Linked DNA regions of Homo sapiens: region 1 is linked to region 2. A link is a contact called in ENCODE Hi-C data. All regions are on one chromosome and are shown on one strand. The core of a region is the stretch at or near the end of the contact, and the rest is flanking DNA. Distances in the headings are between cores, read along the strand shown.

Region 1 (5,279 bases), core at 1,427-3,926, 1.3 Mb after region 2:
GCACAGGAAAAGACAGTAGGCAGAGGCAAGGAAACATTGCAAATTGGATAAAGAGCCAGGCCACTGGGCTGAGGTATTCTGTCTGTGGAAAGGCCCATTGGGTACCAATGGTATTGCTGTCCATTAAAGAAAATCCATAGGCTTTTTAAAAATGCATTTTCACCTTAATATAGCAGGAACAGCCACTCTGCCATGCAATTCCTGAGGATTTATGGCTGGCTGGGGTTAATGGTTTGAGGTGTTATTCTTTTCTGTGCCTCATTAATCCCCAGGAAGTGCCTGTGCTGAGATGGTTATTCAGCTCAGTTGGGCTCCAGAGGCACCAGTGTTCCCCACTCCACCTCCAAAGTGGCTGCAGGGGCCAGGCCACAGGAGCTCTCAGCTCTGACACAGGCTCTGTCTGGACCACCGTGTCCCTCAGAGCCTGGGTTAGTGACTCCACAAATGGCATTATGAATCCTAGGTGAGTCCTAGGTAAGTTTTGGCAGCCATTTTTCTTGGTTACTGGCATTGTTGATATGACTCTATGGCTTCCCCCTTTATCCTTTACCACAGAAAATTTGAAAAAGACACAGTTGGCCTCGTCTGAGAAGGAGAAGTGTGAGTGCAATGCTCCTTATCCACAGATGACAGAAGGGACTGATCCACTGATGGGGCAGAACTGATAACAGGACAGAGTCTTTAAGCAGCACAAGGTGCTTTCTGATGATCACAATGTATTGCATTTTGGTTGGGGGAATTCTAACTTTTTGGAGACATTAGTGTTTATAAAATATTCTCCTATACCTTTCTGTCCCACCTTCCTCCCTTCTACAAATATTAATTGAGCACTTACTAAGGTACCAGTATAGATATTGAGGACACAACCATGAACAAGAGGAACAAGGCTCCTGTCTTCAGGTTTTTGACATTTAAGTTTGCTTGAGGTCTGTGTGTGTGAAGGCCAGAAAATAAACATATAAACATTTAATCTTTTAACAAACCCATGGCTCAGGCAGAATAGGTGTACCCATATCTATTTCATAAATAAGAGACCTGAAACTTTGGAGAGGTCAATGATCTTTTCAGGTTAGCCAGTTTGTGCATTCATTAGCTTATCTATCAGACAGATTTACCAACACCAGTCATCTCTCAGCTCATCTCCTAGACTTTTGAGTTATAAAGATGACTAGGGTATGGGTCCTGCCTTCCAAGGCTCACAATACAGTGGTAAAGCAGCCACACAGACAAAAATATTCTAATCTGATAACTGCTATAATGGGACCTTTGCTTGCAAAATAGGGGCTTGAAAGAAGCATCTGCCTGAGGGAGACAATCAAGGTCAGCCACAAGTCTAAGGCTGGGAGAACGTGCTCAATAACACTTGTTGGATTGAATTGAGTCAGCTATTCAAGGCTGGCTTCACTATCTGGTTTAAAAAGTGTCCCCAGGACATCAGAATCATATATTCAAATAAAGCAAAAATAATCTCATTCCAAACCAAAATAGAAATTGTTTGTTCCACTTTTGGTCAGGCTTCCTGCTTTTATGTGATTAATTAAAAACAGGGTAGCCACTAAGCTGCAATATAAATGACAAATTATTTATGTCTTATTTATTAATGTAAAAATGCCCAGAAATTCCTCCTAGAGTCTGTTTCATCCACCCTCATCCTTCCTGTATACCTCCCTACCTCCATTAGTCTGGCTGTAATTGAGAAATACTTACACCTAGCCTCAACCATAGCAATGTAGAAAGAGCCATTAAACTAAACTCAGGAAACCTGGGTTTTTGTCCCGGGCCTGTGATTAGCTAAAATTCTGACCATGGGTAAGTAACTTCAGCTTTTTTTCCCCCTTTATTTTCCTTTCCTTTCCTTTCATTTCCTTTCCCTTCCTTTCCTTTCCTTTCTCTATCTCCCTCTATTTCTTTCTTTCTTTTTTTTTTTGATACAGGGTTTTGCTCTGTCTTCCAGGCTGGAGTGCAGTGGTATGATCAAATCTCTGCAGGCTTGATCTCTGAGGCTCAAGCAATCTTCCCACTTCAGCCCTTCTTAGTAGTTGGGACCACAAGCATGCACCACTACACCTGGTTAATTTTTAAATTTTTTGTAGAGATGGGCCCTCCTTATGTGGCCCAGGTTGGTCTTGAACTCAAGTGATTCTCCTGTCTCAACCTTCCAAAGTGCTGGAATTATAGGCATGAGCCACTGTGCCTGGCCTCACTTAACCTCTTGATGTTTCAGTTTCCTAAATTATAAACTGAGATTGAATACTTGTCCTATCTTACATCACATGTTCTTGTAAGGACCAAGTGGTAATACTGGGTGGTAGCTGGAGAATGGAGCAGTTAGCAGTTTCACATGACTAGCAAAAGGAAATTGTTGAAATAGCTGCATAAACTAGGGGCTGATAAGATCCTGAAAACCAGATGTAGGCTAAGCTGGCTAAGACCAACTGGACCCAAAATGGTGCTGGATTTGACATGGGTTTCACCTATAACCTCATTATATGTTCATTAACTTACTAAATCACACACCCACCAGTGCCGTGATAGTCCGGGAACACCCAAATTGGTGTAAAAATGGGTGGTACCACAGTTCCAGGAAATGTTCACCTTTTCCCAGGAATCTTCATGAATATTCCACCTCTTAGTTAAAGAAACTCATAAAGATGGAAACCCTGAACCCCACTGGGCATGACTCTCTCTCTTGAGTAGGCACACACTCCCTTTTCTCGGGTGTGTACTTTTTGCTTTGTGATACATCTCTGCACTTTCAGTATTTTCCAACTCATCCTTAAATTCCTTCTCACAACAGTGTCAAGAGCCTGGACGCCAGCCAGGATTGAGGTCCTACGGGTGTTTGGGGACCTCCCCAAGCCCACGAGTATCAATGGCAGTATCAATTGTCTGTGACAGTGATTAAGGAGCAAAACACTTGGTATGTATTGGGGGTGTCACTACTATTACCATAGCATGTCTGCTGACTGAACAAGATGCTGGACGTTTGCTAACTTGGCTTGTGCAGGGGGGTGTTAGACTTCTTGTATTCTTTTGGCATCAGAGGGCTGGGACGCAGCCCTGTAAGCGGGGATGAGCATCTCCCTTTAGCATCATTGTTCCCATCCAAGGGTCAGGCTCCCACTTAATGGCTCAGTTTCTCCAGTCTAATAACTTGTAACAAATTGTCTCATTTTTCTTTGATAAGTGACAACCTTTGGCTGCCTGGTCTTCTTTTAGGCTGCAACTGCTTCTGTGAGCTGGCAACTCCAGTTCTCCTGGGCCTCATCCAGGCCTGTGCAGGGAGACCATGGAGGGGATTAGGATGAGGGTTATTCACATCCTCTGCAGACACCTTCTCATGTTCAGTGTCTGCTTGGCTGGCATTAAAGGCAGAGGGAGTGCTGAGGATGAGTGTGTGTGGGGTGCAGGAAGGAAAGGATGGGTAAGGAGAGTTCTATTGCTAAGCTTAGGGTTATGAGAGGAAAAGTAGGTTGAGGCAAAAGCAGTGAGGGAGGATATAATTGAGCCAAATATCTTATTGGAACAGACAGAAGTGATAATATTTATTTCTTCTATAGATGCACTGATCATGTTGTCCAGATCAAAAATAGAAACTGTGGACTATGATCTAACAGATACATTTTTGAGGACAACAGGACAGTGTAGTTTGAATATAAACTCTCTGGGAAAATTCTGGAACAGTGATTTCTTATGCCTATGACCTCATACTCTCCCATAATTTCTTCTTCTTCTTTTAAAAATTTAACCTCTAGGAGTACAGAACACTCCCATAATTTCAAATCTTGCTGAGTCTAGTTTTGCCATTGGGCACAGTTGAGAAGTCTGTTTGTATTTATTCTATCTACTCATTCTTTCTTTCCTTTCAACAAGTATTTATTGAGCACCTACAATGTATGGCCCACTTCATGGGTGTGGGATCTCTGTAGTCACACAGGGCCCTACACTTAGGAGGGCCCTGTGCTTGGTTCAATGCACTGTTAACATCTTGAAATTTGTAATATTTCTCAAACAAGAAGTTCTGAATTTTTATTTTGCACCAGGCCTTGTAAATTATGTTTCTGGTCCAGATGAGGTACGATATTGGGTGTTGAGGATACAAAGATGAAAAGATATAGCTTTTTCCCAAACTCTCTCTAGCTGCCACCAGCTCTTTGCTTAGGAAATACCCCAGGTGCTGGACATGGCTCTCCGCATAGTTATCTGCTAAACACTGCCTTAGCTACCTGGGAGTTTGAAGAGTTTCTTCTTAACTAGTTCACTGTAAAGCATTCCAAATCATATAAATAGTTTTTTAATTATAAAAATAATAGAAGTTACTGTAGAAAGTTAGAACTATGCAGAAAAATTTGAAGAAGAAACTATAAAACAATCCATAATCCCAATATCCATATGCAGTGGTTATCACCGGATAGGTGGCTGGATAGTGGTTATTGCTGGATAGGTGTTTTCACTTTGAATTATTCATATTTATATTTTTAAATAAAAGTAGGATTCTAATACACGTATAATTTTATAATCTTGCATTTTCACTTAAAATTGCATATTTGCTATTTCCCAAGACATAAAATAATTTCCAAAACATGGTGTTCTGTGTTTGTTGCATTCTGACATGTGGATGTGCCATGATATATTTTCTTCCTTCCCATTTTTTGGGGTACATCTAAGTTGTTTTCAACTTTTTGCTGTGGTAAATGCTACTTGGATGAGCATCCCTATATATAAATCTTTGTCTGCTTCTTTGGTTATTTTCTTAGGATACACTTCAAAAAGCAAGATGACTAGTTAAAAGTGTATGGAGAGGCATGACACACATGCAAATCATTTCCAGAAGACTGCAACAACTTATACTCTCACCAGTAGTGAATGGGAGACCCTATTTCACAGGTCTCCCTATACTGGCTATTTTTTATTTTTCAAAGTGGTTGTCCAAGTTGACAGGTGACAACGTTTATTTGATTACTTGTTAGATTAGACGCATTTTTTCCTATATTTATTGGGCACATATATCACCTGTTTTTTCTTCAAAGGCTGCAAAAACTCTGAAATTTAATTCATACTTCAATATTTAATACAAAGTTACCTTTTTTATTGTTTCTTTTCTACTGTAACCTCATGCCTATCCTGACCCAGGCCATTCTTTTTTTTTTTTTTTAACTTTTAAGTTCAGGAGTACATGTGCAGGTTTGTTATATAGGTAAACTTGTGTCATGGGTTTTTTTTTGCATAGGTTATTTCATCACACAGGTATTAAGCCTAGTACCCATTAGTTATTTTTC
Region 2 (5,680 bases), core at 2,303-4,802:
AATTATTTGAGTTCCAATTATAATGTTATATAAAGAAGGTAGGTTCTCAGGTTAGCCCATAAAACTCTGTTTACTCTACAATATAGATGAGTTGCAGTGTATGTATAATGAAAAATAGGAAACAACAGTATTGCGGTACTGTAATTTAAATAAAAGAAAGAAACAAAATGGAATGGAAACAGTTCTTTATTTTGGTAAGTGAAGAAAATTAGGTTGAATTAGAGAAGGAGAAGGAGGCAGATGAGGCTTGCTGTGGGACATATAAAGGAGGCATTTGGGCACTTTAAAGGCTTATGGGAAGACCCTTGATTGTGTTCTGTAAGTTTCCAACTCAAGGGAGGGGCGTCTACAAGTTCAACAGTCTTTGAGGAGCCAAGATCAGATTGGCCTGGATCTCGATGCCTGGTGTGCAGAAGGAACACTGGGGTAGGAGTCTGAAGACTTGGGTTTCTATTCCAGTTTTGGGTAAACTGGCTTACCTTCTCTGGGCCTCATTTTCTTCATTTATAAAGTGAGAATCAAGTGAAATAATGAAAGTGGTTTTTATGTACGAAGGCACTCTGGAATGGTAAAATAGTGGGCTTGGATCTTCAGTCTTCATATTTTCATTTAAAACTTTTTCTTTTTTTCTTTTTTTTCTTTTGATAGAGATGTCTCTTTAGCAGCTCTAAAACATATTTGCTATGAATAGCCACCAACAGGATTATTATGGGTTGCAAATGGAAGAAAGAGAAAGGGAAGAGTAAAAGAGAAAGGGAAGAGTAAAAGAGAAAGGTTCATAAAGGTTAGTGAGAATCTGTATACACTGCAGAAACAGTTTCCTCTGGAGATGACATTGACTGAGTCTGTAGTGGAAGTCAGGAGCAGAGGAAGCGTGGAGTGCGCACTAGCTCTCTATGGAAGACGGGAGCAGGGGACGCGTGGAGCGTGCACTAGTCCTCCATGGAAGTCAGGAGCAGAGAATGCCTGGAATGCGCACTATCCTTCCATAGAAGACAGGAGCAGAGGACGCCGGAGTGCGCACTAGCCCTCCGTGGAAGACGGGAGCAGAGGACATCGGAGTGCGCACTAGCAGTCCATGGAAGTCAGGAGCAGAGAATGCCTGGAGGGCGCACTAGCCCTCCATAGAAGACAGGAGCAGAGGACGTCGAAGTGCGCACTAGCCCTCCATGGAAGACGGGAGCAGAGGACGGTGGAGTGCGCACCAGTCCTCCGTGGTAGACAGGAGCAGAGAATGCCTGGAGTGTGTACTAGCCCTCCATGGTAGATGGGAGGAGAGAATGCCAGGAGTGTGCACTAGCCCTCCATAGAAGATGGGAGCAGAGGACGCGTGGAGTGCGCACTAGCCCTCCTTGGAAGTCGGGAGCAGAGGACGCCGCAGTGCGCACTAGCCCTCCATGGAAGACAGGCGCAGAGGACGCCGGAGTGCGCACTAGCCCTTCATGGAAGACGGGAGCAGAGGATGCGTGGAGTGCGCACCAGCCCTCCATGGAAGTCAGGAGCAAAGGATGTGTGGAGTGCGTACTAGCCCTCCATGGCAGCATTTCCCAAATGGTGGCCCCTGAATCTTTGTTCCTCCAGATGTGCTAAAAGAAAAAGAGGCTTGTGGTTAAATAAATTTGGGAAAATTTTAAGGGGAGTTAAACCAAATTCTTTATTACAGCACCTGCTAGAAACTTTAATGTGATAAATGCGTTGCAGATCCCAAGGGGGTGAAGTGGGAAAGTTATACTATGCAGTGTTTGCAAACTTATTTGACCGTACACAGTTCTTTTGTTGTTTTGATAGTATTTCTCAAGGTGTGGTTCAGGGACCACCTGCATTGACCTGGTGTTTATTAGAGCAGGTTGTCTGGCATCACCCTAGACTTAATAATCAGCCAGAAGGGCAGGGAGAGACAGGGAATTTGCATTTTTAAGAAACACCTCAGTGTTTATTTCCCCCAATCAACACATTTATTTAGCATATAGTATGTGCCAGGCTCCATGCTAGGTGTTGAAGATATACTAGTGAATAAGACAGTTCTAATTCTAATCTCATAAAGCTAATTCTAATGGGGGTCAAAATAGGGGTGGGGTGCTGGGAATAGAAGCAACACACAATTGCAATGTGGTCTAGTCTTACTGCAATGGGCAAGACTTGTGTGGTTAGGGAAGCTTTACTGTAGTGAGGCTATATATAGAACACTTCACCAAAATATGTTTGTAACAACAGTTGAGACCTATGATTTATGGAAATCCCCCATATGTCACATGAGCACGGCATTCCGGACCCTGACAGATTTGTGAATTTCACATAAAACCCGGTGACTCTTTTGCACATTTAATTTGAGAACAGGTGAACTAGCTAGATGGATGTTCTCCAGGAAACACTTCTAAGGTGAAAAAGATGTTGACTCACGCTTTCTCCTGATCTGGCCACCAGGTGGCACTGACAAGCTGGGGCGACTTCGTTGTGGGCAGAGGCGGGACAGATAATTAGGCAGCCTTGCCTAATCTGCAAATCTGCAGACCTTAATCCATGGAGTATTGGTAATCCTGTAGATAGTGCAGTATGTGGTGAAATTAGGGAACACATCACACCATGGGGAATAGAAAATGCTAATTATTTTCAATCCCTATCTCATTCGATTTGCCTGCATCATTTGACTCTATGGACCATCACTTTCTTCTTGGAAATTTCTTTTCCTTTGGTTCCTAGGACACAGCTCTCTCACGGTTTTCCTTCAACCCTTAATAATAATAAGTAACATTTATTGGGCACTTAATATAAGCCACGTCCTGTGCTAAATGCTTTGTACACACGATCATTTAATGCTCCCTATGAGGTAGCTACTCTCATTAGCTTTATTTAGCAGGTAAGTCTTACAGAGAGATTAAGCCATGGGTCCAAATTACATAACTAGTGAGAGTCGGAGTTAGCATCAGGGTTGGGACAACCCTAGTCATGAGTCCTAGCTCACTGCACTTATGGCTTCCAGAGAGCCCTGATGGTTTCTGAATCGTCCCCATCATCCTGTCTGCCTGCATCACTACTCCAGGGTGCACTTGCCTTTGTAGACTGTGCAGCTGGGGCCCTCCTTTCTCAGTTTCTTCCTGTGCAAGTCTCTAGACACCTCCTAGGCGATCTCCCCCGGCCTGTCCTGAAGCCAGCCTGGGAGCTTCCCTCTAAGGAAGCAATGGCCACACTGTCTTGTCATGGTTTGCTTGTCTGTGCCCCCCTACCAGGTTCTGAGCCCCTCTAGGACAACTTAGTATCACTGGCACCTAGCGTGCTTGGCATATAGTAAACAGTCAGAAATGTTAATGGGATGAACAGCCTCAAAAGAGGGCTGGAGGTACACAGTCACAGCCATTCCTGAAGAAATATAGTGTGACATTGCCCACACAGGTGTTTGAAAACAACCCTTTGAGTCTAAGACAGAAAGCGGGTTGAAGGGATTTTTTTCCAGTCCAGTAAACCTGTGACTTTGAATTGGGAAATACTACTAAGGTCAACGGGCAAGGGGCCAGTGCAGAGTGCTGTGATAAACTGAGAATGCTAAGGACGTGATGGCATTCATTGTCCAAATCCATATTATACCCCAAGGCCAGGATGGAGCCGGGGCAGGTGCGGCTGCAGGCATTGAGCACTGGCATCCCCTCAGGGGTGCAGCAGCTGCTCCCCTCCCAGATGGTTTCTGAGCATCAGTTCCTCCTCTGCACCAGAATGTTTAGCAATGTCCTGGGTGGATGAACAAGGAGCTGAATGAAGAGTCTCTGTTCTCTGGTTGTCATGAGTGTGTGGTGATGGGGAAGGGAGCCCAGGAATGAACTCATCTGAACTACAGACATAACCTGCCTTGGGCGAGATAAGGCAAAGAGTCCACCTGTGCTCTAGGCCTTCCTTCTTAAGCCCTCCTTGAAATCCAGTCAGCATGGCTGTTTTTCCCAGGTGTCTGACCCTGCCCCCAAGATCATAGACCTATGCTGTCCAGGATGGCAGCCGCTAGCCACGTGTAGCTACTGAGCACTTGAATCGTGGCTGGCATGGCCAAGCGCAGTTGCCCATGCCTATAATCCCAGCACTTTGGGAAGCTGGCGGGTCACTTGAGGCCAGGAGTTCAAGACCAGCCTGGCCAGTATGGTGAAACCCCATCTTTACTAAAATATAAAAAAAATTAGCTGGGCATGGTGGCACATGCCTGTCATCCCAGCTACTCAGGTGGCTGAAGCATGAGAATTACTTGAACTCGGGAGGTGTAAGTTGCAGTGAGCCAAGATCATACCACTGTATTCCAGCCTGGATGACAGAGCAAGACTCCATCTCAAAAAAAAAAAAAAAAAAAAAAGAAAAAAGAAATATGGCAGACATAGCTGAGCTAGTATACCTTTAATTTTATTTCATTGCAATGAATTTAAATAGTCACATGTGGCTATTGGTACCATATTGAACCATATTGAACAGTGTACACACACTTACACACACACATACACACAGTTTTTGCCCTAGTGGCTACTATAGAGGTTTTTGATCCCTCCTTTCCCAACAAACACTGGATTTAACTCAAAGGTCCATTCTTCCTTAGGTTTTTGCTATTTCCCCCCTTTTCCTTTAAGAAGCCATTGATGGACCTCATTGATGGAAAGTTCTGTAAGTGTTGCCAAGGAACATCAGTATATTTTTCCTGTAGCTGGCACCTTTGAGGGAGTCTGGTCTCCAAGGCCATCTGTTTTGCAAGCAAGGGTGAGACAGCCACATTCCTCATCCTCAGACCTATGACTCTACCATGGCGAAGGCGGTGACCAGGGAGGGCTGGGACATTTGTGTCACAGAAAGAGTCCCTGCATTGATCATTTCTGAGTGATGTCTGAGTGGGGGTAATACCTAATGTTAAGAGAGTAACCATCTGACTACATCAAGACTTTTCATTTTCAAAGTATTTTATTTAAATAAATTTTTCTTTTGTGTGTGTTTGAATTTTACAGAAAAAAATACTGACAAATACTATACAGCTTGGACCCTTTATATTTTTCTTGGAAAGGTGGCTGCCATTTTTCTACCTTTCTCCCTCCCTGCTCCCCCCAAGAAAAAGAAACATGGAATCCATTGAGCAATGGGGAAAGGAGCAATGGGGAAAGGCCTCCTCTGGCTGCCGTCCGGAGCCTGGCTAAAGCTGCTCAGAAGTCCAGGCCTAGGGGATGTCTTTCTCGAGCCTGTGCTGGTCTAGGAAGCCTCTTCTTTAGGAATCATTTTTTTGTCCCCCGTGAACTTACCCTCCCCAGATGAGTCAAGCAGTCTCTGGTCCTGAGGTCCCATGGGTTGCCAGTGGCAGTTCAGGGACAGAGGCTGGAAGGAGTGAAAATGGAGAGGAATAAAGGGCTGGGGCTGGTCTGGTGCAGGCAGAAGAGGGAATCAGAGAAGCATAAAACATGGAGAAAAAGATGAGAAGGAAGTGGAAAGAAGAGAGTGGATATCAACAATGGCCTTAGGCTCCTTTCATGCACCTGTTTATTTAACAAAACGTTTAGGGCCTATCCTGCACTGGGACTCCTCTAGTTACGCCAGGAAAGGTTGTCAGGGGAGTCTGTGATGGGGAAAAGAGAGGCCCCATTCTGGGTTTGGCTCTTCTGAGTCATCGGCTGTGGAAGTGACTGAGAAGTGAGTTTCTGGGTGTTTCATCCCTGGGGTGAGAGCAAGT

What was found. Hi-C counts contacts between places; a loop is a spot of excess contacts on that map. Pooled maps may share reads with other maps.
Region 1: a map of Caco-2 shows a loop between it and region 2 (20-fold over the local background). The contact joins the promoter of PAPPA2 here to the enhancer-like site in region 2. A Hi-C loop is called at or near these places in 3 of 168 maps with a recorded cell type or tissue (Caco-2, HCT116 and naive thymus-derived CD4-positive, alpha-beta T cell), 1 of 37 single-sample maps with no recorded cell type and 9 of 50 pooled maps.

Annotation. Positions count from the first base shown.
Region 1 is chr1:176,460,499-176,465,777 of GRCh38, forward strand. PAPPA2 (pappalysin 2) reads left to right here and starts at 2,677. Exons shown (of 23, transcript NM_020318.3): 1 at 2,677-2,920.
Region 2 is chr1:175,152,630-175,158,309 of GRCh38, forward strand. It overlaps KIAA0040, which reads right to left. Exons shown (of 4, transcript NM_014656.3): 4 at 4,357-5,680. Among named protein-coding and RNA genes, the nearest start is that of KIAA0040, 37 kb to the right of the region's middle. RefSeq lists an enhancer at 1,318-1,817. Within about 2 kb of position 3,553, at least 2 of the 41 ENCODE cell types and tissues checked have a DNase peak (open chromatin) inside an H3K27ac peak, as active enhancers do.